Linked DNA regions of Homo sapiens: region 1 is linked to region 2. Evidence: chromatin loops called from intact Hi-C (ENCODE). Cell type or tissue: heart right ventricle. All regions are shown on one strand. Links, peaks and the distances in the headings refer to the core of each region. The heading gives the core; the rest is flanking DNA.

What was found. A loop is a pair of places that touch in the nucleus more often than their neighbours do. Peaks named below come from ENCODE experiments on the same cell type or tissue, not always from the same donor. Only the 100,000 strongest peaks of a DNase experiment are listed, where the experiment ranks them.
Region 1: it touches region 2 in a loop (2.9-fold over the local background); 4 of 110 quality-filtered maps call a loop at or near these places.

The regions. Positions count from the first base shown.
Region 1 is chr6:170,035,441-170,050,687 of GRCh38, reverse strand. No RefSeq gene overlaps it. Among named protein-coding and RNA genes, the nearest start is that of LINC01624, 230 kb to the left of the region's middle. RefSeq lists an enhancer at 12,737-13,470. In heart right ventricle, for the core only: a CTCF peak has its summit at 7,174; a DNase peak (open chromatin) is centred at 6,997; H3K27ac peaks cover 4,371 bases.
Region 2 is chr6:169,959,382-169,974,628 of GRCh38, reverse strand. LOC100131532 (a long non-coding RNA gene) reads right to left here and starts at 12,006. Exons shown (of 3, transcript NR_027434.2): 1 at 10,872-12,006; 2 at 7,368-9,002; 3 at 6,951-7,019. It also overlaps LOC107986675. In heart right ventricle, for the core only: no CTCF peak of the experiment used is centred there; no DNase peak of the experiment used is centred there.

The sequences.
Region 1 (15,247 bases), core at 3,490-11,489, 75 kb before region 2:
TGCCATACACATGCGTGTGCCTCCAGCTCCATCTGTGACGGCCGCGGCGAAGAGGGGAGCTGTTTGACGACCTTTCTGCCATTTTCATGAGAGTCCTGCTTGCAGGACCAAAACACACAGGAAATGTGACCCGACATGCTTGGGAACACATTGGCCTCATCTGGAGGAACTGGCTGGAGCGGAGGGACAGCATCTGCTTGGAAAGGCTGGGCTTCACAGATGTCCAACAAAAACTGGGGGACGGCGGGACCCTTACAGCCCAAAGAACCCTGAGGAGCAGCCCCCTTTCGCACGTGGAGGGGCCGGGGGCTTGCAGAGTGTGACGCGTGGTGTTGGTGAGGAGGCACGTGCTGTGCAGCCGTGGCCCAGGGCAGGGCGAGGCTGACGCGGGAACCAGGGAGACTGGGATTGGTGATGTCTCTGCAGCTGGATCGTCGAGGACCCGGCTATTGCTCTGTGTTAAGCGGCCTCCTGGGGGCACGGCTGCGTGTTTTAGCTTAAGTGCACAAGGGTTCACTGGACAGCTCAGTAGGCTGGGCTCTGCGGGGACGTGGCCACCATGTTCACCGTGGGAGGTCCTGCTCCTCACCCGACGGATGCCTCTGGCACCAAACCCTCCCACCAGCCAGGCCTGCCGCGCAAAGCCTCCCAGGCAGGAGCTGAGTTAGGTTTTCAGCCAGGGCCCAGAGGCCCTGAAAAGCCCGGGCAGTTACGAAACAGCATTTACGTAAAGGATTGATTCAATTACACAGGGCAGGAAGCATCAGCCAAGTGGGTGAAACCCAAAATTCCACCCCGTCGAGAGGCTCCCTGAGCCTGGGCTGACCAAGAGCCACGAGCTCAGATGGAGCAGGTTCTGTGTCCAAATGTGGAGCCCAGCCAAGCTCCTGCACGCCTGAGGCTTTCCAGATGGGCAAGCACAGTCACAGTGCCGTGGTCTTGAGCAGCTGCAGGAGATCCGAGTGGCTTCCCCTCAGGATCCAGAGCCGCCCTCCCCAGCCTTCCTGATGCAGGGAAGAGAAGGCAAGGAGCTTCTGGGAACTCGCCTGACCCGGGTGCTCTGCTCGGACATCCAGGAAAATGCAACGTGGAACTGCTGGTTCCCGGGCACCCTAGCATCCACAGAGGACCCCGTAGAACTGGATGCCACCTGCCGACAGAACACGCTCTCATCCAGCAAACACCGAGCCCCACTGACGGGAAAGAATGAGTCAAAAGAAAGAAAGAAAGAAAGAAACACAAAACCACTGAGGGAATTCCTGGGAAGCAGAGCCAGACCAAGCCTGTCTATGGGGGTCCCCGGAAGGTCACCACCTCTCTGGTGATGACGAGGAGTGAGGATAAGCGCGACCCCATTGCCCACCTCAACCTGCATCTGGGTCTAGAAATCAAGGAGGAGGAACATGGTGTGGAGGGAGGCGCTGCTGCTGTTGAAGAGTTTTCAGTTTGGTGGGGATGAAATTGCATTCTGAGAACGAGGCCATGGACGGATTCCGCGTTCATTTTATGGAGAAATAAGCCAGTTAAAATCACTGTGATAGGTGTCATTTGTTAAGCACTTTAGAGGTACTAGATACTGGGTTAATCTCTTTACACACATCACCCTCTTCCAGCTTGCGATGACTCAATAAAGTAGGTGGTTTTATTGTCCCCATTTCACAGAGAAGAAAACGGAGACTCACAGATGTACAGGAACCTGTTTGAGCAACTCGGCCACTCTGATGCCCAAATCTCAGGAGCTCCGGGCCAGGCCACCTAGCTTGGGACTGCAGGCTTCCAGTCATCCCCAGTGCTCAGGGGACCCTCCACCCTGAGCTGAGCCTGGCCAGATGTGGGATTCCCGAAGATGTAAACAGCCTCTTCCTGGTGGTCACGCAGTCGGCCGCAGCCCTGGTTGAGTCACACGGGCAGAGCTGGAACATCACAGTCTCTTCCTCTTTTTGGAAGGAGGAGGGAGGCTGTGGCAGTGTCTCAGGGCCTGCTCTGCTCCTTCCCAAGTGTGAGCACAGAGAGCCCACACTGGCCCCCAGGACCTGCCCCCACCGTGCTCCCCGAGGACACCGAAGGTCCACCACCGGGACCAGTCCCCAGAGTCTTTGGTTGTAATTCGTCTTTATCACCTTAAGGGGCCTCAGTGGGGCTACTGCAATCCGTGGGTACTCATGGCCAATGTGCGGCCCCCATCTCCACTTCTGTGATGCAGCTCTTCTGGGAGCACAAGCTCCCTGAGCTTCCTCCTCACCCTAGGCTCTTTCTAGAAGCCCTGGCAGAGCCCTGGTATTAAATGTACACCTGTAAGAGAAAGACCAGAAGCCCGAGCTCTGTCTTAAACCTTTGCTCAGCTTTACAGCCCAGCCAAACTCAGACTGTTAATGAAGAAATCAGGTCAAAATTTTAATTGCATAAACTTACTGCCTTACGGGTCACATTGCTGGCAGTTTCTTTGGGAAAGGATTGAAATCATGCCTGTCCTTGGGCAGGACACGCAGAGCCTGTTCTCAAAGATGGCCGGAATGTTAGAGCGGAAAGGACAGTTCTTATCTACTGTCTTAGTCTGTTCCTGCTGCTATAACAAAATATCTGAGCCTGGGTAATTTATAAAGAACCAGAAGCTATTTCCTAGTGTTCTGGAGATGGGGAAGTCCAAGGTGGCGGCACTGGTGTCTGGTGAGGGCCTTCTTGCTAGGTGCTCAGTTACACGCTCCCTTCAACCTCCAGTCCTTCTGTGAGGGCACTGATCCCAGTCATGAGGGTGGGGCCTCCCAAAGCCACACCTTTTAATATTGTTGCTTTGGAGATTAAGTTTCAACCTGAATTTCAGAAGGGCCGTCATCATTCAAATCACAGCAGCTACCAAACTGGCAAAGCTTTTCCTTTAGGAAAAATATTCCCATGGTTAGCAAAGACGTGGGCGGGCCTCTCCATCTGCTTCGGCTGGGATTGGAGCCCCCCTCTCTAGGATGTAATTTGTCAACACATTTTCCAAATTCTTAAAGTGTGCAAGTTTTTGCCCAGTGGAGTCACCGTAGAGTGAGGAGTTGGGGAGGGTGTAAGGAAATAATGAGGTACACAAAAATTTGGCTATGAGCTGTTCATTAAGAGGGAAAAATTGAAACAACAAAGGGAAAGATCTAAATAAATTATGGCACATTGATATGATAATATGGGGTCGTGAAAATGCTGAGTCCCCTGCATCAGGCTGGTGTGGTTCAGGAGCCAGCCCTCCATCAACTCTGTTGGCCTTAGGAGAGCTGGTAACCCCTCTGTGCCGCAGGCCCTCATTGGCCAAGTGGGGACAGAAATCACACCACCTCACAGGACAGTCAGTAAATACCCAGCCCTCACCCCATGCCCCACATGCACTGTGTGCTATTATTATCATGAACTGTCAATAAAAAGCAGCCCCTGAGGCTCGCATGTACTTCTGTGTTATAAAGACCACACACTCACCTACATTAGGAGATTGTACCCACAGGATCATACAGGCAGCTATAGGTCTACAGGTCCTATAGATCCCATAGGGCGAGGTCTGGAGCGGCACTCACAATCACTTCTGTGTGGAGGGCTTGGGGAGGTTTCTGAGGCTCCTCATGACACATATGTTTTTGTTTTTCTGCAATGGGCATCTTTTGCAATCAAAAACCAACATCAGCTCTTGTGAGAAACGTGAAACATACATCTAGATTCAGCCTCGTGGCTTCATGCCCATATTCAACACCCGCTTCAGGAAATCCCTCCTCAAAAAATCCAGAATTTCGTCGGCGGTGGTCTGCGGTGCTTCCTCTTACTCACGCAGCAATCGGCGTCCTGTCTCGTGTTGGCCACTATTTTCAGATTAAAGTTTTTTCCCTGAGCCACTTTAATAATTCGAAGCAAACTGAAAATACGGTGGTTTCTTCCTTCTTTTTCTTTTGGTTTATTTTCTTTCTGTTTTTCTTCCTCCCTCCCTCCTTCCCTTCCCTACTTCCAACTACGCACAGTTTTTCTATAATCACAAAATACTAACTGCGAGAAGGAATAGAGAAAGCATTTCTTTTCTCTGTGACCTGCGAACACAGGGCAGTGATGGATTGTGCACTGCCACGTTCCGAGGTGGAGACCAGCAGCCCTGCATTGACAGTAGTGACTTTCCTCATGCAACGAAGCCATGCAGAGACAGCTACAATGTGCTTATCATTTGGGGTGGCAGCTGGCTTCCGACTCTCACAGGTCTCCTCACCTGCAGCCGTGCGCACACCCCACAAAGAGCTGGCATCACAAAGTTAACTCAGAGCCCAGAGACGGGAGATGTCCAGGCCCAGTGGAAGGCTCCGGGGAAGGAGTGTTGTCTCCCTGTCAGAGAAGCACTTAGACAAGCACTTGGCTTAAAGTCAGAGTGGAGAACATTCTTCTTCATGCAAAGTTAAACGGGAGTGAAGCCCAGGGCAGTTCTCATTCGCTCAGATCTGCCAAGAAGCCGAAGTGCATGTAGAGCCTGTCCTGCCTCACAGAAGGCCCCGCACACCCACCACAGGCGACCACGCACCCCGTGCCGCCCACACCACCCACCACAGGCGACCACGCACCCCGTGCCGCCCACACCACCCACCGCAGGAGACCACGCACCCCGTGCCGCCCACACCACCCACCGCAGGAGACCACGCACCCCGTGCCGCCCACACCATCCACCGCAGGAGACCACGCACCCCGTGCCGCCCACACCATCCACTGCAGGTGACCATGCACCCTGTGCTGCCCACACATGCCCTAGGTAGACCTGTTGCCTGTGGCTGTAGAGGAGATGGAAGCCATGCATTCCTGAGACACACGTGGGCTTCCAGGGTTGCCAGGTGGAAATTAAAGCCGCATCACATGACCCTCATGTGGATGGGGACGTCTGAACCATCCACAGGGCTCAGGAACAGAAACCTGGTCAGGTGACCAAGAGCAGGCGGAGGCCACACTGAAAATGTTGAGTTTGGGTCTTGCACCAGCAGGCCCTCAGGGTCGTGGATGGGTATCACTCTTGATGCTCATGAATGAGTGTGTCCTTGCCAAAGTCCCGGCCATAACTGGGAGTCCAGTTCTGTGGGAAGTGCTGCCGACCTGTGTGTTAGGCAGAGTTTAAGAAACTGAACTCTGGGTGCCAGGCCAGAAAAGCCAAGAGACGTTGATCTAGGATTGCCTTCTTCTTTTGCTGTCCTGGGATTAAGGCACCAGAGAGCAGACCCTGGTCACAAAGCATCACAAAGACCAAGGTAACAACTCAGCCAAACTCCACCTGCCTCTGCCACTTGATGCCACCGGAGATTCTGTGTCACTTCGAGTTCCTGACTTTGCAGTGCTGGGAGTCTGGAGTTGGCCAGACAGCACCACACACATTTCTTCATTTTGCTGGCTTGCCAGCCGTGCTCAGGGTGCTTTCCCACTAGACCAGCAGGGATGACAAAGGTCCCACTGAGACAGAGAAGCCCACAGGTCCAAAGTCCTCAGAAGCAGCCGCAGTACCAGGCAGACCTGAAAGAAACGCTTCGAGGACCAGGAAGAAGTGATGGAGGAGAGAGGGAATGTGGGCTCTGTGGAACGGGGGTCTCCCATGTGTAGGTTCCCTGGAGCACAGGTCCTGGAACTTGGGGCTCCGTGGACACAGCTTCATGGATGCAGGTGCTGTGAACACAGGCTCTGTGGAACATAGGCCTCCCATGTGCAGGCTCCCTGGAGCACAGGTCCCTGAAACATGGGGCTCCGTGGACACAGCTTCGTGGATGCAGGTGCCATGAACACAGGCTCTGTGGAATGTGGGCCTCCCATTTGCTGGCTCCCTGAAGCCCAGGTCCCTGAAACGTGAGGATCCGTGGACACAGCTTCATGGATGCAGGTGCCGTGAGCACAGGCTCTGTGGAACGTGGGTCTCCAATTTGCCGGCTCCCTGGAGCATAGGTCCCTGAAACATGGGGATCCGTGGACACAGCTTCATGGATGCAGGTACTGTGAGCACAGGCTCTGTGGAATGTGAACCAGCCCTCTCACTTAGCCACAGTGGCCACCTTTCAGCTGGGGACATGCATCTGGCAGTAGGCTCTGGCATCCAAGTTTGGCTGTGTTTAGTTAGGACCACAGATATTTTCTCTTACCTGGTGTGAGCCAGGGCCACAGCTCAAGGGCTCCTGCACAAAGGGCTGGTTAGTGGTGTGCAGATCCGAGCTCAGGGACCCTCCTTTCCCAGTACAGTCTGGGTGTGCACCTCCAGGCGGCTTCCTTATCCTGAAATGAAGGCAGTGCTGCCAATTCATCATCACTGTGGCTATTTTGAGCTACTTGTTTTCTTGCAAAATAATGGTCAGTGTTTTCTGAGCCTGTTACATGCCAGGCATAGTGATAACAACTTTACACCTGATGTGTCACAGCCCCTGGTGGGCACATTCACTTGTACCTCCTTTGGGTAACTGGCCAGTGGAGATCCAGGCTCTCTCACAGGTCATAGGTCTGGGCCACATCAATGCTGTCTCCCCATCTATTCTTACCTGTGTGAAAGACGGCCCACCTGCCTCAAAACTGACTGTTCAGCCACTGACGCAGGCAGTGCTGTTAGGGCCACACAGTGTTCAAACTTAGACACTGCCATTTGGGATGAGGCACTGTGGAGACCGCCTCCTGTGTGGCGTTGCAGGGAGAAGGGAGCAGCCCCGTGTGGAGGGTCCTTCACACCCCAGCTCTGCCCTCATTGTAAATACTTCTCTGCAGGGACAAGTCTGTCCTGCACCGAGGGACACAAAAGCCTCTTCCACCTCAGCCTTTAGTCTAGTGGATCCGTACCAGACAGGTATGAGGTTATGCAGGGCTGCAGCAATTCTTCAGTGGCTGGGCTGTTGAGACTCTGAAGATGTGATCTGGGGCGAGGGGGACCGTGCCTGAATGTAAACGCCGGAGAAAACGGTGGCCTTTGATTCCTGACATGTGGATGCTGTGGCTGCAGTCCCTGATAGCGCCTGTCCTCACTTGAGGACAGCCAGTATCTCAGCCAGTGGGACCCTGTGTTCCAACTAGACTGCTGGCATTTTTCTGGATCTTGTTACTCTGGGACACCCGTTTAAAGAGGTGGCTGATATGACAAATGTGTTAATAACGGACGTCAGATTGTTCTGCCATCCCTGCACCAAGGACACACAAACAGCCATCTCCCTCTACAGGGAGCATTCGGCTAGACCACAAGTCTCTGAGGCCGGCTCAGAGTGGGGGTCGTTCGTTTCTGTTCCTCCAGCCAACAGGCTACCTGCCTGTGGCCAACTGAGCCGAACCGAGCCAAATCTTTTATGGATTTTGAGTAAATTTTCTTCTTGGGAAGAAATGGGTATGACTTTGAGTCATACCACGTGACGTCTAAAATTCGCAGATTATGAAAAGGGGATTTTTTTATCACAATATTTTGGCTGATTATAAAATCAAAGTAATGTAGCACTAACAAGAGAAACCGTGGCTGCGATTGCGCTCCTGAAGTTATAAATACAGAGTAAACACATCCTCTGAAAAGGAGTTTGGAAGAAGGAGACTCCAGTGCACAGTTTGCAAACCGGGAAGATGCAGCCTTTGGTGTAAACAAATGTACCTGGAGAACAAAGGGAACGTTCCGGTTTTATAGCAAAAGCTCCCACCCAGGTCTCAGTCAGGTCTGTGTATCCAAATGAAGGATTCAAACTTGCTTAGTTCTGATTGGTCAAGGCAGCTGAGTTCTGATTAGTTGATAACAGTCGGGTCTTGATTTGGCCAAAGCCAGTGAGCTCCGATTGGTTGGATTGGGTGAGCTCTGATTGGTTGGATCAGGTGAGCTCTGATTGGTTGGTTCAGGTGAGCCCAGAAAGTATCCCAGGTGCAAGGGTGCGGTTTTGGGGGGACTCTGTGTTTGTATGACCTATAGACAGCAAACGGCCGCTGGGCTCTATTTTAGCCACTCAGGATCCACCTTGAAGGACTGGCTCTTTCAGCTTCACCACTGTTCCCAGGAGTGGCCGTCTCTCATCCGGCGATACCTGGTCTTACACTGGGCTGAGAATCGCATTCACGCTTATTCTTATACTTTACGGTCTAAAATGCTTTGCTGTTAGCTCTTAGGTTTAAATCCCAGTCCTACTTATTAAACATGGAATTTGAGTAAGTAATTTACCTTTTTCAAGCCTCAATGTTCTTGTCTGAATAAAAAGGAAATGATAACACATCTGTCACTCGGGGCTGTTGGGAAGACATCCTGAAATCATTACTATGGCCACACTCTTGCATCCATTAGCTTCTAGTGTTTTGTGAACCAATTATATTCAAATCAAATTCTCCAGTGTGACTCAACAATCGCCATGTCCTATTCCATGTTTAGAAACATGACCTTTCCCTTCTGAATCTGCAAGGGAAACGGGGCTGTTTCCAGACAGTAACTGACCTTGAGCAGGGGCTGAAAACTGGCCCAGGGTCACACCTGTCCTGCCACAAGTCTGTAAGTGTATTAATCTGTTCTTGCACTCTTTATAAATGTCTAGAGGCTGGGTAATTTATAAAGAGAAGGGATTTCGTTGGCTCATGGTTCTGCAGGCTGTACAGGAAACATGGCCGGGGAGGTCTCAGGAAACTTACAGGCATGGCAGAAGGCAGAAGGCAACGGGGAAGCAGGCATGTCTCACATGCCCAGAGGAGGAGGATTAGAGATGATGGGGTAGGGGTGGTGGAGGTGCCACACACTTTTATAAACAATTAAATCTCACAAGCCCTCATTCACCATCACGAGAGCAGCACAGGAGAGAAATCCGCCCAATAATCCAATCACCTCCCACCAGACCCCACCTGCAACACTGGGGCTTACCATTTGACGTGAGATGTGGGTGGCTCAGAGCTGGGGTGCTTCGTTATCATCTTGCCAGCCAAGATGCTGCCCACCTATGGCAAACTGGGCTGAACTGAGCCAAATCAAGTAAAGTTTATTAGAATATAGCCCTGCTCTTCTGATCACAAACTGTCCCGGGTGGTTTTCATGTCACAGTGGCAGAGTGGAGTAGTGTGGCCGGCAAGGCCTGAAGTATTCACTTTCTGGGCTGTTACAGGAAAAGTTTGAGGGCTCCTGGCGCAGAGAAATGCTTCTCACACCTTCCTGGGCACAGGATTTACCTTGAGCCTGGCTGGAATGATGGTTTTGATTCCTGTACCTGCAGTGGGACCTGAGATCCTGTGTTACAAAAGGCCCCACATGCACGGGTGAAATTTTTGGTAGGAGAATGACAGACCCCTCTGCACCTGGCCAACGACGCTAGGGACAGCTAGCAGGAAAGTGGACCCCCCTGCCTACTGGGTCTGCACAGACCCCATCAGTAAAACACCTTCGTTCATTTTAAATTTCACTGGTGGCAAGAGAGGAGGCTCTGGGCTGATTAATCAGAGCAAAGAAAGAAACTTGTAGCCTTTGCTATTGTGCACAAAAAGAGTCAAACGCTAGAAAATATTTGAAGAGATTTATTCTGAGCCAGATATGAGTGACCATGGCCTGTGACACAGCCCTCTGGAGGTCCTGAGAACATGTGCCAAGGTGGTCGGGGGACAGCTTGGATTTATACACTTTAGGGAGCCATAAGACACCAATCCAAGACATTTGAGAAGTACATTGGTGAGTGGCTTGGTCCAGAAAGGTGGACAACGCAAAGCTGGCAGGGAGGGGAGGCTTCCAGGTGTCAGGTAAATTTAAAGGTTTTCTGGTTGACAATGGGTTGAGTTTGTCCAAAGACCTGAGATGCAGCAGAAAGGAACGTCTGGGTTAAGATAACGGTGTGGAGAGCAAGGTTTTGTCATGCAGATGAAGCTTTAGCTAGGAGGCTGCAGACAGAATAGGGTGCAAAATGTTGTTGTCAAAGTCTGTGCTGCTGTTAGTGAGGGGTACAATGAGACGTGTGTGACCCCCGCTTCCCGTCATGGCCTGAACCCACCTCTCAGGTTACATTTTAAGAGCCCTGGCTGAGGAGGAAGTCCATTCAGATGACTGGAGGGCCTCAGAGTTTTGTTTTTGGTTTACACTTTTCAAACAGAGATGTCTTTCTTCCTTTTGCCTTTCTTTTCTGAACAGCTGTGACTTCTGCTTGGACGTGGATCTGTGGCAGCCACACGCCTATGGTGGGACCAGTTCTTTCTTAGAAGCACAGTGTGTGACTGTCTTCTCCTGGGATCGAGGACAACTCCACGGCCTCTTCCCTTAAACAGGGATCTGATCCTCCCAGTAAACTTTCCTTCCTGTCGCGTGCTTGGGTACTCTATAAAAATGGAAGTTTAATCAATATTTTAACTTACATATTTATTTATAGACGCCTGGTTTCTCAAGGACTTCAACCTCTAAGTTCACAGTGGTGTTCCTGAGCACCCGGGCAGTCACTCCTGGCAGATGGTCCGAAGCTCAAGGCCAGGCTTGGGACATTCCGGCGGCCACCCTTCCCCACCTGGCTCTAACAGACTCCCGATGAAACCGTCTTTCTGCAGGGGGTGGAAGGGAATGGGGATGTTTTGATTCCTGGGGAGATGATAATTTGATTTTTCAAATCTTGAATATGGACATATGTGATAGGCAGTTAGCTAAGAAGATATTTATTATTCAAAAAGGAGAATCACTTTGTAACCTCACAGTGGGCAAGCAGTGGTAGCATTGTTCCCCCAGTGATGGAGGCCCACAGCCAGTGGTGACCACTAGTACTTCGTAAGCCCCAGACACAGTGCCCCAGCAAGGACATGGTGGACCAGCAAGAACACATAGGAACAGCAAGGACACGGTGGGCCAGCACGGACTCAGAGGGACAGCAGGGACACAGAGGGACAGCAGGGACACGGTGGGACAGCAGGGACACGGTGCACCAGCAGGGACATGGTGGGACAGCAGGGACACGGTGGGACAGCAGGGACACGGAGGGACAGCGGGGACACAGTGGGACAGCAGGGACATGGTGGGACAGCAGGGACACGGTGGGACAGCAGGGACACGGTGGGACAGCAGGGACACGGAGGGACAGCAGGGACACAGTGGGACAGCAGGGACATGGTGGGACAGCAGGGACACGGTGGGCCAGCGGGGACACAGCCAGCGGGGACACGGAGGGACAGCGGGGACACAGTGGGACAGCAGGGACATGGAGGGACAGCAGGGACACGGTGGGCCAGCAGGGACATGGTGGGACAGCAGGGACATGGAGGGACAGCAGGGACATCGCGCCCAGCAGGGACTCGGCATCACCTCTGTGGCATTCTTGCCGATAGTGCCTCACTTCAGTCCAATTGGACAGACCAGATAGTTGGCAAAATAACTGATCAAGTCTTCCAACGTGTCAAGGTTCGAAAGACAAGGGAGCAGCCACGGCCACAGGCAACTGGACGCAGGGGACCACCCTGATGGACCCTGGAGCAGAAGCCGGGCCCATGTGGAAACACCATGAGGTTTATCTGAAGTCTGCGTTTCATGAATAGCACTGTGTGAGTGTCCTGGTTCTGGCAGTCGTGCTGGGGCTAAGGGGCTAACTCAGGGAAGTTGGATATGGTGTGTCAGGAAGAGCTGTTATTTTTGTGACTCTACTGTAAGACTAAAATTAGTTAAAAGTACAAAGGTAAACAGAAAATAAAGAATGTGTCTGACATCGTTCAGAAGAGTTTGCACGTCAGCTAGAAACGGAATGACTTCTTCCCAGAGCCTGGCTGGGGTGGTGACTGGAGGTGGGCTCCCTCATACCTTTCCGAGGGTCGGCCTCCTGATTCATGCACACCAGATGCACAGGCCGTGAGCCAGAGTGTTTACTTCCTGGTTCCACTTGGTGTGCACGTGGGAATAACCCCCAGGGGTTTGTAGACGTCCAGTGAACTGAGCCCCCCTCAGACCCGCTGAGTCCATCCAGATCCTCTGGGATGGGAAGAAAGCATTTGGGTTTTTGTGAAAAAGAACATTGGCTTGTGGTATCATGTTTTATAAAAGACTTCTTCACTCTTTCAGAACATTTGCTACAGGATAACTTGCCAACTTATTTTCAGGAGTGTAACGTCTATGTAAAATTTTCCCAGGTTGGAGGCCACGAGGACCAGCCCTCTGCCACGCACAGATCTGAGAGCTCGCACTGTCCACAGTCAGAGGTGAGCTTGGGCCGGGCTTTCCTGGTCATCAGGGTGGTGTCCGTGCACATCCCCCAGCACAGCTGGGAAGCAGGACCCAAGTGCTCATCATGAATCTGACCTTCGCCCCCACTGCAGCCGTCATCCCAGGGAACACAGCAGTTACTGTAGCACTCATCCTCCTAACAGGACCTCCCCCCAGCAGCCCTGAGGGCAGGGATCCTCCTTGTTTCTGTCTCACACAGAGAAGGTGCTTAACACTGACCTTTATCTTTCAGCAAGTTTCTAAGCAGAGACATGCAGAGCTTTCTGCTTTCACATTTGAACTAGTGGGGTGGAGCCAAACCCCTGGTCTCTAGAAGGACATGCAGGTGTGCCAGGTGCCCAGGACAGCAGAATGTCCATGTTGTCCTCAGGGCCCTCGGTGGGAAGCACCCATGGCCAGCGCTGAGGGCACCGTGGTTGTCCCCATCCCTCACTGGCGTCTGGTTCACACGAGGATAACTCGAGCACCCATACCCCCACACCCTCCCCTGTGACAGTGTGGGAGGGTCCAGAAGTGTCCGGAAGCTGACTCTTGGTGGACATTCGGAGCACAGAGCATCTCGCCAGCTGTTTTGTGCTACCACGAAGGTGCCAAATGCCACGTCATGCTTTCAGAATGGAGTGTTTTAATTGAGATATTTAGCTAAGATAAACAAGACTTTTTGTCATGTCTCATTTGCTGGAAAATTAGCAGATTGAAAAGGCTTGGGGGATAGGCACATGAGAAGCATTGCAAAACTGAAACTGAGCCTTAGTAAGAGCTGAGACGTGGGTGTGATTGGAGCGGCCTCTGAGAGCGTGTCTGGGTGGGGGCTGCTGGTCCTGGGCCCTGGGAAGCAGGTCCAGGTTGGGGCTGCTGGTTCTGGGCCCTGGGAGGTGTGTCTGGGCAGAGGCTGCAGGTCCTGGGCCAGGTCAGGAGCTGGGATGTCCTGCTGGGACCCTCAGGCTCTGGCAGGTAGTCATGGTGAAAATGGCTTGACCCCGAACACCTGAAAGGTGATTCACTGCTGCTCTGGCAGAGGGGAGGGATAATCCTCTACTCTTAGCAGAGGATCCTGTGGGGCTGGGTCTCTTGGTGGAGATGCCTGGGAGATTTTGAGTGTCCCAGAGCACATGGGGCCGACTGAGAAAATTTCCAAGTGTTCCCTCACCTCACACTCAAAATGCTTGCATTTCAACATCAGAGTTAAACTCTAACAAAAATTAAACAGGCACACGTTTCCCCAGGGTGTTTTGTGAACCTTCAGAAGTTCTGGAAGGGACTGATGTTTTTGCCTGTGTGTTAGAGGAGCAAGGTGTGTGATATGGTCTGGATTTGTGTCCTGCCCAAATCTCGTGTTGAATTGTCATCCCCAGTGTGGGAGGAGGGCCTGGCGGGAGGGGACTGGATCACGGGGGCAGATTTCCCCCTTGCTGTTCTCATGATAGTGAGTTCTCGCTGGTTATTTAAAGGGGTGTGGCACCTCACCCTTTGCTGCCTCTTGTGTCCCGCTCTGGCCACAGGAGTCATGACACCTTCCCCTTTGCCTTCTGCCCAATCGTGAGTTTCCTGAGGCCTCCTCGGAAGCAGAAGCCTGTACAGCCTGTGAAACTATGAGACAATTAAACCTCTTTTCCTTATTTTCCTTATAAGTCACCCTTATAAGGCAGTTCTTTATAACAATGGGAGAATGCAATGATACAGAAAATTGGTACCAGGAGCGGGGCATTGCTATAAAGATCCCTGGAATGTGGAAGCTGCTTTGGAGCTGGGTAAAGGGCCGAGGTTGGAAGAGTGTGGAGGGCTCAGAAGAAGACAGGAAGATGAGGGAAAGTTTGGAACTTCCTAGAGACATGTTAAATTATTGTGATCAGAATGCTGATAGTCATATGGAAAATGAAGTCCAGGCTGAGGAGATCTCAGATGGAGATGAGGAACTTGTTGGGAACTGGAGTAAAGGTCACTCTTGCTATGCTTTAGCAAAGAGGCTGGAGGCATTGTGTGCCTGCTCTAGGGATCTGTGGAACTTTAAACTTGAGAGAGATGATTTAGGGTGTCTGGCAGATGAAATTTCTAAACAGCAAAGTGTTCAAGATTTGGCCTGGCTGCTTCTAAAAGCCTATGCTCATTTGCATAAACAAAGAAACGATCTGAAATTGGAACTTAAATTTAAAGGGAAAGCAAAGCATAAAATTTTGGAAAATTTGCAGCCCTGCCATGTGGTAGAAAAGAAAAACCCATTTTCTGGGAAGGAATTCAAGCTGGCTTGCAGAAATTTGCATAAGTAAACAAGAGCCAAATGTTGATAGCCAAGACAATGGAGAATATGCCTCAAAGGCATTTCAGAGAACTTCAGTGCAGCTCCTCTCATCACAGACTCAGAGGCCTAGGAGGGAAGAATGATTTTGCGGGCCAGGCCCAGGACCCCACCACCCTGCGCAGACTTGGGACACTGCTCCTTGTGTCCCAGCTGCTCCAGCTCCAGCCATGGCTAAAAAGGCCCCAGATACATCTCAGGCAGCTGCTCCAGAAGGCGCAAGCTGTAAGCCTTGGCAGCTTCCACGTGGTGTTAAGCCTGTGGGTGTGCAGAGGGCAAGAGTTGAGGCTTGGGAGCTCCTGCCTAGATTTCAGAGGATGTATGGAAGCTCCTGGATGTCCAGGCAGCAGCCTGCTGTAGGGGCAGAGCCCTCGTGGAGAACCTCTCCTAGGGCAGCGTGGAGGGGAAATGTGAAGCAGGGGATGCAAAAACCCTCACTGTGCTTCCTGTGAGGGCCTGGCAGAGCTACAGTCTGAAGTCAGTGCTCTCCCATCAGGAAGGAGTGCTGGTCAGTGTTTGTGCCCAAACCATAAAAGAGAGGGGTGACATCAAGTTGGTGGAAATCAGCATGGTCTCGTTTGAAGGGGCTGTATACTGTGTAGCCCTCAGGGAAGAAAGCCTAATGGTGCTTAGTGAGGGAGGGGGATCACGAAGCAAGTCTGACCTCCCCTCTGTCATGGCTGGGAACTCAGTTTTCAAGGTTTCTCAGAGGTCCCTTTGGCCAAGGGGAGGTCATTTCAGTTGGTTGCGGGCCTTAGAATTGTATTTTTATTCCTCATAGTCATATATTATTCCATGTAAATTGACAGTGGCTATGA
Region 2 (15,247 bases), core at 2,513-10,512:
ACAGTTACAAATAATTAGCAGGATATGATGGCCACAGCCATCCCTCTGTTAAATGTTGCGAAGCAGATAAACCACGTCTCAACAAAGACAGATTTTCTCCTTGACCTGACCAACATGGAAAGGTAACTGGGAGGAGGAAGTGTTTCCTCAGCTCTGACTCAATATTTAACCATGGATGGTGAATTCGTTAAAGACAATTTAAATAGCAGACAAAACCATTTCAATACAGCCAGGCGCCAGTGTTCCGTGCCTTGAAAATAAGAACAAGACATACAGGTGCAATAGAACAAAGAAATGTTGTCCAGAGAGCGCACAGATGTGGAGGAGAAATGGTGGGAGGTGCTGCACAACCATATACGAGTCCACCCACTCAGCTGAGTCAGGCCCCTTCAGTGTCCACACAGTGGGCGACCCAAACTCCGGGTAAATAGGCTGTGTAGATGTGGAGTTCTCCACATAAACCTAGGGTGAAAACACAGATAACCGTGATAAAAGGACAAGGGAAAATATGCATGCAAAAGAGGAGGGTGTGTACTCCACATAGTGACACTGTGCACACCCTCATGGTAGCACACCATGTCTACAGTGACATAGGTGCAGGCACTATCTACAGTGACATGGGTGCAGCCACCCTCCACAGTGACATGGGCGCACCCACCCTCCACAGTGACATGGGCGCACCACCCTCCACAGTGACATGGGTGTACCACCCTGCACAGTGACATGGGCGCAGGCACCCTCCACAGTGACATGGGCGCATCCACCCTCAGCAGTGACACGGGCTCACCCACCCTCCGCAGTGACATGGGCGCAGGCACCCTCCACAGTGACATGGGCGCACCCACCCTGCACAGTGACATGGGCGCAGGCACCCTCCACAGTGACATGGGCGCACCCACCCTCCACAGTGACATGGGCGCACCACCCTCCACAGTGACATGGGCTCACCCACCCTCCACAGTGACATGGGCGCACCACCCTCCACAGTGACATGGGCGCACCACCCTCCACAGTGACATGGGTGTACCACCCTGCACAGTGACATGGGCGCAGGCACCCTCCACAGTGACATGGGCGCACCCACCCTGCACAGTGACATGGGCGCAGCCACCCTCCACAGTGACATGGGCGCAGCCACCCTGCACAGTGACATGGGAGCACCCACCCTGCACAGTGACATGGGTGCACCACCCTCCACAGTGACATGGGCGCACCCACCCTGCACAGTGACATGGGCGCACCCACCCTCCACAGTGACATGGGCTCACCCACCCTGCACACTGACATGGGCGCAGCCACCCTCCACAGTGACATGGGCGCACCCACCCTGCACAGTGACATGGGCGCAGCCACCCTCCACAGTGACATGGGCGCACCCACCCTGCACAGTGACATGGGCGCAGGCACCCTCCACAGTGACATGGGTGCACCCACCCTGCACAGTGACATGGGCGCACCCACCCTGCACAGTGACATGGGCGCACCCACCCTCCACAGTGACATGGGCACAGCCATCCTCCACAGTCACATGAACACAGCCAGCCTGCAGTGGGACACAGCCAGAGCCCTGGTCTCTGGTGCTTGTGTCTGGCTGCCTGCTGCCCAAGATTGCTCTGACGTTTGGGAACAGTGGCCTCACCTGCTGCACACACAGTTGTGTCAAGAACAGCACTGTCCTCCTGCCCCATCCTGAATTGGTAAAAGGTACCTGCTCCCACTGTCCCAGGATCACTGGCAAGTGCAGACCCCGAGTGTGCAGACTTGGGTGGCTCACCTGTCTTCCCCACCATGCCTCTCTAAGGCCTGAGATGCAAGTCCAGCAATGGAGTGTTTTCCATGGGCCCAGAGGCTTGTGTGTGGTCACCAGAAGCTCATTATCCTCAGAAGGCCCTGGGCACTCTGTTCTTCTCCAAATGCATGCACTCATTGTCTTGTAATTAAAAACAGCGATTTTTTTCCAGAGGGCAGGACACCCCGCATTCATCTTTCTTTTCTTCTTGAAATAAGCTTTGAGGATGGACGCCCACAGCCCAGGGTGGAGGCAGCCCTTTCCCATGGTGGCCACTGACCTGCAGGCAGCACCTTCAGGTGGTTCTCTCATTTCCACATAAAACAAGCTATGTGCCAAAGACAGTGGGAAGAAGGCCCAGAGCACCCCTTCTGCAGCCCGGGAACGGGGTGGGGAGAGCTGCCTCTGTGTGCGTAGTCTTCCCTGAGGGTCCTAGCCTCCCCCCACTGCCTGGGTCAGACCCTGGGCCTCTGGACTAGGCGCTTATCTGTAAACCATGACGAGAGAGACTTCACTTCACAGGGGTGCCGTGCGGAGTCCCTGAGATGAGGGGGCAGTTGCCCAGACCTAGGCCGTGGCCCGGCAATCGCTTGAAGAAAGTCTGTTTGGGGCAGGGAAGGCAGTGAGCGAGGAACGCACCCACTGCACGAGAGTCCTGGGTGACCCAGACCGAGGCTGTGGTACTTGGGGGCTCCTGGCAACACTAGGGCTGTTACCCACCTACAAGGCCAGTGAATCCAAGGCATTTCCCTCCAGGCTGGGCTCTTCTGGGGGTAGATGTGGTGAGACTTGGCGTATGTGGCATGGAGCCCGGAGTCTGGCAAACGTTGCCTTCATCTTCACGGTTACATCCTTGTCTCATTCACTATCTGATCATCATTCTCCTCAGCACTGACATGTGGTCGCACTAAACCTCAAAATAAATCATGACCTAGCCAAGGGGTCTCAACCAAGGCCAGTGACAAGCAGGACCCGGGCGCTGGGCTCTGCAGGAAGCCAGTGAGGTCTGTCATCCCTCAGTAGCAGGCAGGGGCTCCAGCGTCCCAGGCGGCTTCAAGCTGCACCAAATCAATTATTCAAAGGGCGCTTGCGGGCGCTGCGGGCATGATGGAGGCACAGCAGAGAGACAGTGGAGACAGACACGGTGGAGAGACATGGCGGAGCCCAAGGAAAAGCCAAGGAGCCGGGGTCTAGGGAGGGCGAGGCCCCAGGTGCAGTGGGAACGCCGGGACCTGGGAGTGCCCTAAGCCTGGGCACAAAGGCCGGGTGGGCAAGGCTGTCAGAGTGGACAGAGACCAGGATCCCGGCCTGGAGATTGGGTCCTGCGGGGCAAGCAAGCAGTCTAGGTGACTCCTCCTGGGATGGCCCATTCTGTTCAGACATAGGCCGAAAATCAAGGAGGCGCAGCCCCCACAGGAACCCGGGGCGTGTACCGGGGTCAACGGCGCCCTGCGGACACACATGAAGGGCTCCCGGGGCTGCGTGCTCCAGGCCCCAGGATGGATGTACCTCTGGGCAGGCGGGCACTTGGCCAGACGGCTTCTGCGGGTGTAGGGAGCACAGGACACCCTCGCCCCTCACCGCACAAGCCCTGTTCGGAACTGGGGCCAAGGAGGCATGCTCCTGGGTTGCCGGGTCTCTGTGCTCCTGGGGCGGCCTGGTCTCTGTGCTCCTGGGGCGGCCGGGTCTCTGTGATCCCGGGGTTGCCGGGGCTCTGTGGTGAGCAGTGGGGCAAGTCCCCTGTCACCAGCCCCCGGGGCGTCTGGTGGTCCCTAAACTGCCCACTGCTGCTGCCCTGTGCCTGAGGGCTGCAGCCTGCATGCTCCTGTGCCCCAGCTGCTGGCCAAGCAGGGATGACCTGGAAACAAAGTTGCTGCTACTCAGGAGCCGCTCTGAGTGCTTTCCGGCCCTACCACACGGGTTCCAGTGCCGCTGCCCCAGGCCCTGCCTCAAGCCAGTGCTCACACCCCCAGGGCACAAACATCAGGGCCGCTGGTGCCCTAGCAGCCATGCATGAGTGCCTATGCCCCAGACCTGGGCCTGCCCACATGCTGGCCACTCCCTCCACAGCCCGGTGAGCCTGCCCCTCACTGCTCCGTCCTGGCCGCAGGCCACCGTACTGCCTGGGAAACCCACTGACCACCCAGGCTCCAGATCAGAAGGACGGCCCCGGGCTGCGCCACATGCATCCTGGCAGCCATCTGGGTGAGGCTGCGCACGGCTGGGAGCAATAAACTGGGTGCAGCTGCGGGAACTGGCCCTCCTGCCTCTGCAGGCACAGGAGGCCCCGGGCCCGTGGAGCAGCATTTGCCAAAACTACCCACCGACCCAGCAGCTAAGAACAGGCATTTTCTTCCTCAGGGCAGCCAGGGCTGTGACAGGCATTTCTCACTGGGGGGCCCAGTGGCCTGAGGTGTTTCTTCTTGGGTTTCAGGGCTAATGACAGGCATTCCTTGTTCAGGGACTTAGGGCTATGCAGATGTTTCTTGCTGGAAGACCTTGCGTTCCTTCTGGGATATCCAGGGCTAATGACAGGGTCTCTTGGTGGATCCGGGGCTACGGGAGATGCTTCTTATTGGAAGGTGCAGTGCTCATGACACTTTTCTGCTGAGCGATCCAGGGTCTAGACCACGTGCTTCTTTTCAGAATCTATGTCTGTGACAGACAGGTTGTGTTGGAGGATTCAGGCTACCACAGAAGTGCTCACCAGGGAGATCCAGGGCTAATGACGTCTCTGTTTTTAGGTGTACTCTTCCCTCCCCTAAAAATCTTCCCACAAGGAGGGCAAGAGCCCAGTGACTTGCCAAGCACTCCCCCTGGGCCCAGGAACCAACTGACCAGCACAGCCAGGCCACAGCCCAGCCTCCTTCTACCTCTCACTGATGGTGCCTTCCACCCCAGGAAAACCAGTCGCTTGAGACACAGTTCATCCTGACGAGGCCGTGTGGGACTGGGCCTCTGTCGGATGGGGATGTGCTGGGGGAGCCTGCACCCAGGGGCGCATGCACTGCCACAGCCATGGCCTTTCTGCGTCCGGAAGCCTCTCGCCTGGACCGGCCACGGCTCCTGAGAACCATATGCTGGCTCCATGCCCTTGATCTTGGGGTGCTTGGGAGGGAGGAGAGGAAAGGGGCAGAGAGGAGAGAGTGTGCAGCCCAGGTCCAGAGAAGACTGTGGGAGCAGTGGGGAAAGACGGAGGGGCTTCAGCAGAAAGACGCAGGTGGAGAAACTGCCGGGGAGGGCAGCTTTGCTGGGCCAGCTCCACCACTGACGCTGCGGCCGACGCCCTGGCCAGGTGCCCTTGGCTACTCTGCAGGGGCAGTGCCAGCTATGGTTTCTCACTTCAACTGCTCAGTAGCAGGGAAACATGATTTATGGGGAGAATTCCCCAGAGGCTTAAAAAAAAAAAAACAGAAAAAGAGAACGGACAAGGTCTTTGACCAGCGAGCAAGGAGACTCATTTGGCACAGAAATCAGTAACTCAGAAACAGGCCTGCAACCCTGGATCAAGGGAATCCAATACAATCTCCTCTTTCTGGCTCAACAGAAAATAGAACAAACTCGGGGCCACTAAAACGGAGTGTGCCCCAGCATGCTCAGCCTTCTCCCGGCTGACTGCGCTGGTCCCAGGGTTACCTGTGTGAGCCACGCTCTCCAGCTCTCAGCCGCAGGTTCCTGAGTCCCTGGGGCCACCTCAGGCTCCTCCAGAGACTCCACTCTCCCTTTAGGACAGGGCCTGGCAGCCGTTGTTCCTAAAATCCCAGCTTTTCCTCGTCCAAACCATTAACCTTGCTGTCCTTTATTAGGGCTCTTGGTCTTGCTGGTCATGCAATAGAAGGGAGGGCTGGGCAAAGGTGGCACCCAGAGCCCAGAGCTGGAGCTGATGCCCAGAGCAGGTCTCATGGTAAGAGTCCAGGGACAGTGCCCACGGGGGACGGGGATCCACCAGGCACTCTGTCCTCATACGCTTACTTGAGATTAAAAGAACGGGGACAGCATCCTGCCACTGAACCTGGGCTGTGACCACCGAGACCGCACAGGTGGTGACAGAAAGAATCTGCAGAATGAGCTCCTGGTGCCCGTCTTCTGTTGGAGGAAGGCGGGCACCACAGCCACTGCCCTCCAAGCTACAGCAGGAGCAGGACATCACCATCCTGGACACACACTGCCATTTTAAGTTCCCCTTGATTAAAAAACCACCTAAATCTGCCCCAAAACATCAGCCTAACAGCTAATGTCAGCATAAACAGAAACACTGCAACACTAAGGTAAACTCCCCTCTGACTAGAGACATCCCAACCCTGCAATAAACTTTCCCTCACATAGAAACAATCCAAGCCTGTGATAAGCTCCTTAATATTCTAAACCCTAAATATTGTTAGTCTGTAAGAGAGAATGCTCCTGACTGAAATCAGCCAGAAGCCCCTCTCAGGTTTATTCTCCAAAATAAACCTGTCTTGGACTGTCGAACCACTTTTCATGATTCTTTCTTCTTTCTTTAACTCTTACACCAAGTTACAGCCAGGAGCAGGAGACCAGGTCCCTGGGAGGAAACTGACCAGACCCGGTTCAGAAAGAAGGATGGATGGCAGGTGGCAGGTGATTCATTTTACGATGATGATGATTTTTTACAGACACGATCTCACTCTGTGGCCCAGGCTGAAGTGCAGGGGCAGGATCATAGCTCACTGCAGCCTCGATCTCCTGGGCTCAAGCCATTCTCCCACCTCAGCCGGCCGAGTAGCTGGGACTACAGATGCATGCCACCACATGTGGTTAATTTTTTAATTTTTTGTAGAGATGGGGTCTTGCTATGTTGCCCAGGCTGGTCTTGAACCCCTGGCCTTAAGCAATCCTCCCACCTTGGCCTCTGAAAGTACTGGGATTGCAGATGTGAGTCACGTCACAGTGCCCAGAGATGAGTAAGTGAGAAATGACTGCTCACCTATCACCCAGATACTTCTGTCCTGCATATGAAACCCTCTTCTGCACATTTCACGACACATTTGCGAGGTCATCCCCCATCGCTGGGAGCTTTGTTAGCCGCAGGTGCGTATTCATCTTTGCACCATGACACTGACAACATAGTCACTCATCTTCTTTGAGAAAAAACCAATCTGTTTGTATCCAAAAAACCGCAAGAAGCCATCGGTACCTCTTTCAAGATTCATTTTTAGTATTTCTGTACCCAAACCCCCCGATGAAGAAACAGCACATGGCACACAGCAGCCTGGCCCAGGGTTAAGGTGAGGCATGAACCCGGCCCAGGGCTAAGGTGAGGCGTGAACCCGGCCCAGGGCTAAGGTGAGGCGTGAACCCGGCCCAGGGCTAAGGTGAGGCGTGAACCCGGCCCAGGGCTAAGGTGAGGCGTGAACCCGGCCCAGGGCTAAGGTGAGGCGTGAACCCGGCCCAGGGCTAAGGTGAGGCGTGAACCCGGCCCAGGGCTAAGGTGAGGCGTGAACCCGGCCCAGGGCTAAGGTGAGGCGTGAACCCGGCCCAGGGCTAAGGTGAGGCGTGAACCCGGCCCAGGGCTAAGGTGAGGCGTGAACCCGGCCCAGGGCTAAGGTGAGGCGTGAACCCGGCCCAGGGCTAAGGTGAGGCGTGAACCCGGCCCAGGGCTAAGGTGAGGCGTGAACCCGGCCCAGGGCTAAAGTGAGGCATGCTTTCATTAGTCCCGTCAGGAGCTCTTGGCTCCTCTGTGACTGCAAATCATTTGCACCCACCTGCGAGTCTCTCCTTCTCAGGATGCACCCTCATGATACATGGAGCAAACACAATAAGCCCTGATCTCATGGGGCTGCTTGGAAACGGGCTGAGGTATCGCACCCCGAGTCACAAGCTTGCGGGAAATGCAGGCACCCATGACCCAGTGCCAGCATGCTCTAGTGGTGTGGGGATTTTGCATAACATAAGGTGAAGCTGTGAGCAGAAGAGGGGCCTGTTGGGTTCTCTGCATCTTTAAGGACTGGGCCTGGCCCACTGACTGCTTCACAGGAGAAGGCAGCATTTCCTGGGGACACAGAGAATCTCATAAAGACACTTCTCTCCCAGGGTTAAAGCAGCTGTGCGGTGCTTTGTACCATGGTCAAGCTCATGCTCCATGGAGGGAACAGGACACGCGGTGGGAATCACGTGGTCCCCTCCTGTGAGTCGATGTTTACTGTGAAGCCTCAGGGGTGAGAGGAGCAGCCAGCTGTGAGTCTTCTCTGGGTGGAGAGCACATGCCGACAGACCAAAACCCAGCACTGGCCCATGGGGAGCTTCCTGTCACAGGGGAGCTGAGGTTTCATTCCAGCGCAAAGAGAACATCTACCAAGGAAAGAGGCTCATGATCCCACTCACACAGAAAAACGTGCCCCTCGGGTGCACACGGGCAGTGGGTTGTGGGGCAGGGGAGCAGGAACACGATCCCATCCACACGGAGGAACGAGCCCCTTGGGAGCACATGGGCAGCAGGTCGCAGGGGAGGGGAACAGGAAGCAGGGGCTCCCTTTGGAGGCTCCTGGAGTCATCCAGGGCTGATGTGAGGAAGCGTCCGCAGAGCTCAGAGAAAGGTGGAGGCTGCAGAGCCAGGAGTAGAAGCTTCCAGGCATTTTTTGGAAATGGGATTAACAGGACTTGGTGAGGCCTGAAATATGTGAGTGGTGGGGCCAACAGAAAGACCGAGGGGAAAAGACGGGCCTCCCAGGACTCTCAGGTTGCTGCTTGAAAATCGGGGTGCAAGGCACTGCCCCTGCTGAGACGAGAACTCCATGCAGGAGTCATCACGTGCCACTGCCACAGAGCACCACGTTCACACCCAGCTCAGTGGAGAGACTTACAGAGCATGAGGGACTTGCCCAAACATCACACGGCTCACCCACCGTGAAGCCAGGACCCTGTCTTCGATCTGCTGACTTCCTGTCCGCCAGCACTATGCGCTCCAGAGGCACTCTGCAGGGTCAGGGCTAGGAAAGGCCACTGTCCGTGATGTCGGCCATTCCTCACCAGGCCCAGCCAGAGCAATGGCCGGGCTCGAAGAGGAGCGTTTCCACGGATGGAGGCTCGGCGGACAGTGCCCCTCTCCACTACGAACTGACAGGCAGGTGTAGAGCAGCGCTGGTTCTCTCTTGGGTCCTCGTCCATCTTCGTGAGTGGCTGTTGCCTGTGATGCCATTTCCATCCATGAACTCCCTGGCCTGTTTTCCTGTGCTTTTCATTCCTCTTCTCCCTGCTGATGGTGGGAGTGTTAAAGGTCATGCCCTACACCTCAAAAAGGGCAAAACTTTCTACTCCCCAGAGTGACTGTACATTTTAACCTTTGCACTCAAGCCAATTCTCAACAACACTGTCTACACGCCCTGCAGCCAATGCGGCCATCCAAACACAGATGGAAGATCTTCAAACTCCTGCCAGGTATAATGCATGCCAGCTTCTCCATCACCTGACAAATACCGCCCATGCTCAGCATCTGCACGCCTGGGCTCACCTCCCCTGAACACCATGTCTTCCCACTGCCTGTTTAATCTGAGCTTTTTCTTCTCCACGAATAATGCCACCTCCTCAGTTTTTACAGTCTCATTAGTGTATAATTAAAGTGTGATAAACAGCGTGCAATTGAAGTATTATCAGCCTAACATATGTATACAGCCAAGAAACCAGTACCACAACCTAAATAGCAAATCTTTTCCTCTCCCCCAAATCTCTTCCTGCCCCTGCAGGCTCCTGTGGGGTGTCTGAGCCCCTCACCAGGCTGCCCACAGGCCCTGGTCCTCCCCATGTGACCCCTTCCCAGGGCTGCCAAGTGTCCTTATGACGGGCAGAGGGCACGGAACAGCATGAGCCGGGAGTGTCCCCAAAGCAAAAGCCACAGTCTTTTTAATCTAATCTCAGACTGGATGCCCCACACCCTGTGCCCTGCTGTTGGTGAGAAGTGCACCATCAGCACAGACCATGCTCAAGCAAGGGGTGGGTCACACCCCTTACTCCTTGGCTCAAGCTCTTATCTCTGCTACCCTCACCCCTGCTCACCCTCAGCCCTGCAGATGCAAGCTCAGATCATCGACTCTTCCAAGTCCTCAGGTGGACAACTTGGAAGCTCTGGCCAGCTTAGAGTTTTTCCTTTCCTTATTAGGGCCATTTCTTATCTCCCTTCCATCAAACACGTCCTTCCATGGGCCACCCACGATGCTATCTCAGCACCAAAATGCTGCAGGCACTGGCCGGACATGCAGAGCTGGCTTGGATTCTGGAGATGCCCTGATCCCTGGGGTCTCTTCCAAATGCTGGTAGGAGGTTTGGAAACCACCACCCAATTCATCTTACCGAGCCTCCTAATTTCCAGGCTTCTAAGCTGCCCTATTCAATCATACGTTGCATTAGAGCTTCATTGTTATGAATTCTTATTCATTCATTACTTGTCTGTATTAATGCCATCTGCCTTATATTTTTAAAGTTCTTAGAAACCAAAATACCCTCCTGGTGTTGATTTAACCATGTGCAGTGTCCACAGGGCACAGTTACAATTATATGCATAATAAATTATTCTGATGATAATTATTCTTCGAACCCAGTAATGATTTAAGGACCACCTGGTTTGGGATTACCTTTCAAGCTTCTTTACTACTTTAAAATGACCCCAAAGGCCTAAGCTGTGGTAAACCGGAGCTGAGGACAAAAATTACAGAGCCATCGCACTCCTTCACAGGAACCGTGGAGGCACTTGGTGCACGGCCCTGCACCTGTGCCCAGAGGAACCTGGAGGCGCTCCGAGCACAGCCCCGCACCTGTGCTCGGAGGAACCGTGGAGGCGCACGCACGCGCACGGCCCCACACCTGTGCCCGGAGGAACCATGGAGGCGCAAGCACGCGCACGGCCCCGCACCTGTGCCCGGAGGACCCGTGGAGGCGCACGCACGCGCACGGCCCCGCACCCGTGCCCGGAGGAACCCTGGAGGAGCACGCACGCGCGCAGCTCCCGCACCTGTGCCCGGAGGAACCGTGGAGGCGCACGCGCGCGCACGGCCCCGCACCTGTGCCCAGAGACCGGGAAGGGAGGGCCTCCAGCCATGCAGGCTGCACGGGTCGTCGTGCTAGACTTCACCTTTTGTCCTGGCTGAGGTCAGGGAAGTCGCTGTGATGTTCCTTTTAGAAAACTTAGCCGAGGGCTGCGCATGCTCACAGATGGCGAAGCAGTGAGAATAACAGGACTCACAGTTCTCTCTGATAACAAAGGAATGACAGAGCTAATCGCTGCGATTCCTAAGAAGTGAGGAATTAATTATGACATACGAATCTTCACCTGCCATTACTTCAAGAACAGAATTAAAGTAGGCTTCCTCTCCTGCACAGTGGTGGGATTCTTCGGTCTGTCTCCCTGGCACCGGGGCGTGATGCTGGACAAGGTCGAGGGGTTGCGGCTGCTGAGGCTGCTCCGGGAGCTCCTGAGGTCCTATGCTGGGCCCTCCCAAGTGCCCCTGCTCACGGCAGACAGAGGGAACTTCCTGCCCCAAGAGAGGGGCGTCAGGCTGGACCGTGGCCCCTGCTCCTGCAGCTCCTAGGCCCAAGCCAGTGGGCCGCCCCACCTGTGTTCGCCTGTGGTCTGGCGGAAGCTGGCCACGTTTCCTTCCCTCCCTGTCACCGGTCACCAAGGGCCACGGGACAGAATTGGTGGTTTGGCTGCGGTTGGTGAGCTGGGTCCGTGTGCCCGGGCTCCCTCGCTGCGTCTCTCTCTTCCGCGAGAACACAACGCACCTCCCTGGCCTCACACACCCAAACTTGGCCCCTACCACAGCTGAGTCGCAGCAGAAAAGGCCATGTTGAAATAAAACCCTGGAGAGGAAGACTGCGAAGGCCAGGTGGGCTGCGGAAGCTGAGGTTTCCTGCGCCCCAGTGGATTCTGCCCACAGCGTGGAGCTTGGTGGCTGAGCCCAGAGCAGCGGAGAGGAGAAGGGGCCGAAATGTGGAGCCCGAGGTGGCTGCAGCAGGCTGGGGGCGCCCGGGGACTCGCTCGGGGCAGCGCAGCCCCTTTCCCGGGCCCTGGGCGCGGACCCTCTGCACACGCAGTCACAGGCCCCAGCCCCACTGTGGCCGAGGACCAGGCAGGCCCCAAGCTCTTCCTCCATGGATTTAGTAATTCGTTTTCAGGGCAAGCTGGAAACAGGACATGAGCCAGGCAAGGCCGCGCTCCTCTCCACTGGCCTCCCCGCGCTGTGGAACTCGCTTGCTCTTACATAGAAAAGTGAGTTTCCTGGTGAAAAGCTGAAAGCACAACGGATCTGGGCGTGGGTTTTGCCGCTTTCTCCTGAAGGAAGCCACGGACGTCTTGGCCTCTTTGAAACCTGTACATGAAATTTGTTTTCTGGGGCAGGCGCCCTCTGCAAGAATCTTACTTCCCTTCAGCCCACCGAGATGGCTGCGGCGTCCCGGGCGCTGAGATGGGGGAGCCCTGAGGGCGTCTCACCGGGAGGAGGCCGTGGGCCCAGCGCGAAGCCGACCCGACATTCCCCCATGAGCCCGGGAGGCATCGCCACATCACTGGGTGGAAGGCGCCCCGCCGCCGGCGCAGGCCCAGACCCCGGGGAACGCGAGAGCCACGAACCTGGGCCAGGAGCCGCCGAGACCAGCCCCGGCCGCCCCAGCGCTCCTCCCGCCCGGGCGCGATGCGGTGAGAATGGCCCCGGGCGGGAACGTCCCCTGTCGGGGCGGCCATGGGAGGCACTGGGGTCCCTGCTCTGCGGCCGCCCCGGTGAGGAGGCGCCCCGGCCACCCCGAAACCCGGGAGAGGCGATGCTGGCGGTGACACCGTCACCCACCGCGAGGACCCGTCCCTCCTCCTGGGGCTGCGCCGGCGCCGGGAAGCTCCCGCGACCCCCGCTCTGTCCGGCTCAGGCTCAGGAGGGCGCCCTCGGGTGTCCGGGAGCCGCATCCTCACCTCCAGAGCGATGGTGGCAGGACAGGCCCACGGTCCTCGTTCGCCCCGGGGGTGCCTGGCGGGGAAGGCGCCCGAGATGCTGAGACCCCCGAGAGCACAGGCAGAACTCAGAGGAGGCTTCTGAGGGAAAATCTCAAATTCACCTCCTTGAAGAACCGACTGTCCAGTATGGGCCCTTAGCCACATGTGGCTACTTAAATTAATTTAAAGTGAACAGAATTAAAACTCCGCTCCTCAGTTGCAGTGGTTGTGTCCCAGCACTCACGTGGCTGTGGCGACCCTCAGTGCTAAGAATCGTCTCCACACCCCGGAAAGTTCCATGGGACAGGGCAGGTCTAGGAGTTGCTGGGTGGTAATCACAGACACATGTGAGAGGCACATGCACACACACACACACACACATACAAACACACACGTAAACACACACATGCACAGACACTTCCCCCTGGCAGTCATCCTGAAGAAGGGGCTGGCTCGCTATGGCGCTAAGCCTAGAACTCAGTGTCTCCTGGAGGTACAGCTTCAGCTCCAGAGAGGAGCCCTGTGTGTCTGCAGTGGAGGCCAGAGGAGTTGGCAGCCGCAGTACAGCGTTCCAAGGATGGAGGGTTTGGGAGGGGCTGCTTCACTTGCATGGGGCTCACCAGGGTCCACGGCTGGGGGTATTGGGAGCACTGAGGCAGAGAGAGTCACGGCCCAGCACCATGGAGCCCACATCCTCCAGGGGAACCCAGGATGGGGACTGAAATGACCAATCCCCATGAGGGCGCTCAGGGACTCATCTGCACCTCCCTTAGCCCCTGGACAGAGCTGCCGAGAAAGGCATCAGTCAGAGCCACGCAGGCCTCCTGAGCCGAGTGCTGGTAGAGAGGGGTGGCCTTCAGGAGGAAGACTGGAGGAGAGGGAGTTTTCTAAAAGGAATGCAGTGTCATTGCCACAGAGAGCCCTGATGGATGTCACACTGCCTCCCCACAGTGTCTGCTGCCTGGCTGGACAAGCCCAGCGCTCCAGCTTGGAGGCTCCTCCCAGCTTAGCAGTGGGGATTCCAGCCGGGAGAAGGCGCCTATATTTAAAACTAAAGTGAATAATGGAGACATTTTCTATTCAGGCTTAAAAAAATAAATTTACAAAAGACATGGAGTTAGGCCCTGGTCCTTCTCTGAAGGGAGGTCATCCGGCCAAGGCCCCACCCAGTCGCCCTAGTGACTCAGGGATCCAGCTTGGCTTCCCTGAAGGAAGGGCCCAGCGGCCAGCATGGCACCCAGGGTGGGGAACAGCGCAGGGCTCCTCACGGGCTCAGGCAGGCGCCACTCTCACCAGCACTGGGATTGCTAAGCCTCACAGAGAAAAGTACCATGGTTCTTTTTTAACTTCGCAGGAGTTAAATGTAACCGCATTTCTTGCCATGGTTAATTATTTCTCCATGTTTCCTAATTACCAACGGACTCTGCTTGCCATCAACTCCTAAATTAATTCTGATTATTTGGATGAGTGATAACAGGATTTCTGTTGCTCCTAATACTAAAACCAATCATTTGAAATTCAAAAGCACAGACATTTTTTCAAGAGCCTTTTCAGAACCTTATTGGGAGTGGGCACTCAATAAATGTTTGCCAAATTGATTTAAACCCTAGACTGAACTCCGTTAATAGCATTTTAGGACATTCATCTCGCCACTGAGCAGGTGCTCCTGCCAGCCCCTGGGAGGCCCTGAGGGCTCTGACTGGCCTGGGGCCTCCTGCTGCTTGGGCTCCCATGTGGCCTCAGGCCCTTGCGTCTGACCTTACCCCTGGCCCACGGAAGCAGAGCTTCTTCCCTGGAGTAATGAGTCCAGGCTCTGCTGATGAGCTGAGAGCTGAGAATGTCTCAAGGTTGGTGTCCAGAGGCTGCATCTTGGCTTTTTCCCTCAAGGTCAGAGGAGGGGAAATGATTGGGCACCAAGATTGGTGTCTGAGCACCCGCTCTCCTCCATGGGGCAGCAGATGGACCTCCGCAGTGCCCTCCAGCCGTGAAATGCCCAGGACCTCTGAGGCAGGCCTGGCCCCTGGGACTTGACCAATCCAGATGCAGGGCCTGTGGGTCCTAAGAGAGCCACCCGAGGCCCTGTCGCCGGCATCCACTGCAGGAGGCAAGACCCCAACATCGCCACCTTCCACAGCACACACAGCCCACTTGCTTAGCTCCCTGTTGCATTAAAAGATTTTCACAGAAATGACTTCCTCCAAGCTCAGATGCCGCTCTTTCCCCCTTTCCTGGAGGCTTTCTTGTTCTGTGCTCTTGAAACAGCTGCAGATCCTAGTGGCTTTGAGACACAGAGGCGGCCCGGCAGATTTATCATTCACTGCTAGCTCGTTAGACATTGTCAAAAAGCATGATCTGGCCCAGCATGAATGTTTTAACGGTGCCAGGGGGAGAGGAGGGAGGAGGGGAAGCCGAGGGCAGGGCTGGAAAATCGGGGAGGGGAGGAAGGAGGGGAAGCTGAGGGCAGGGCTCGAAAACCCGGAAGAACCGGGGTGGCGGGAGGGGGACCACCCCGCAGGCAGGAGGTG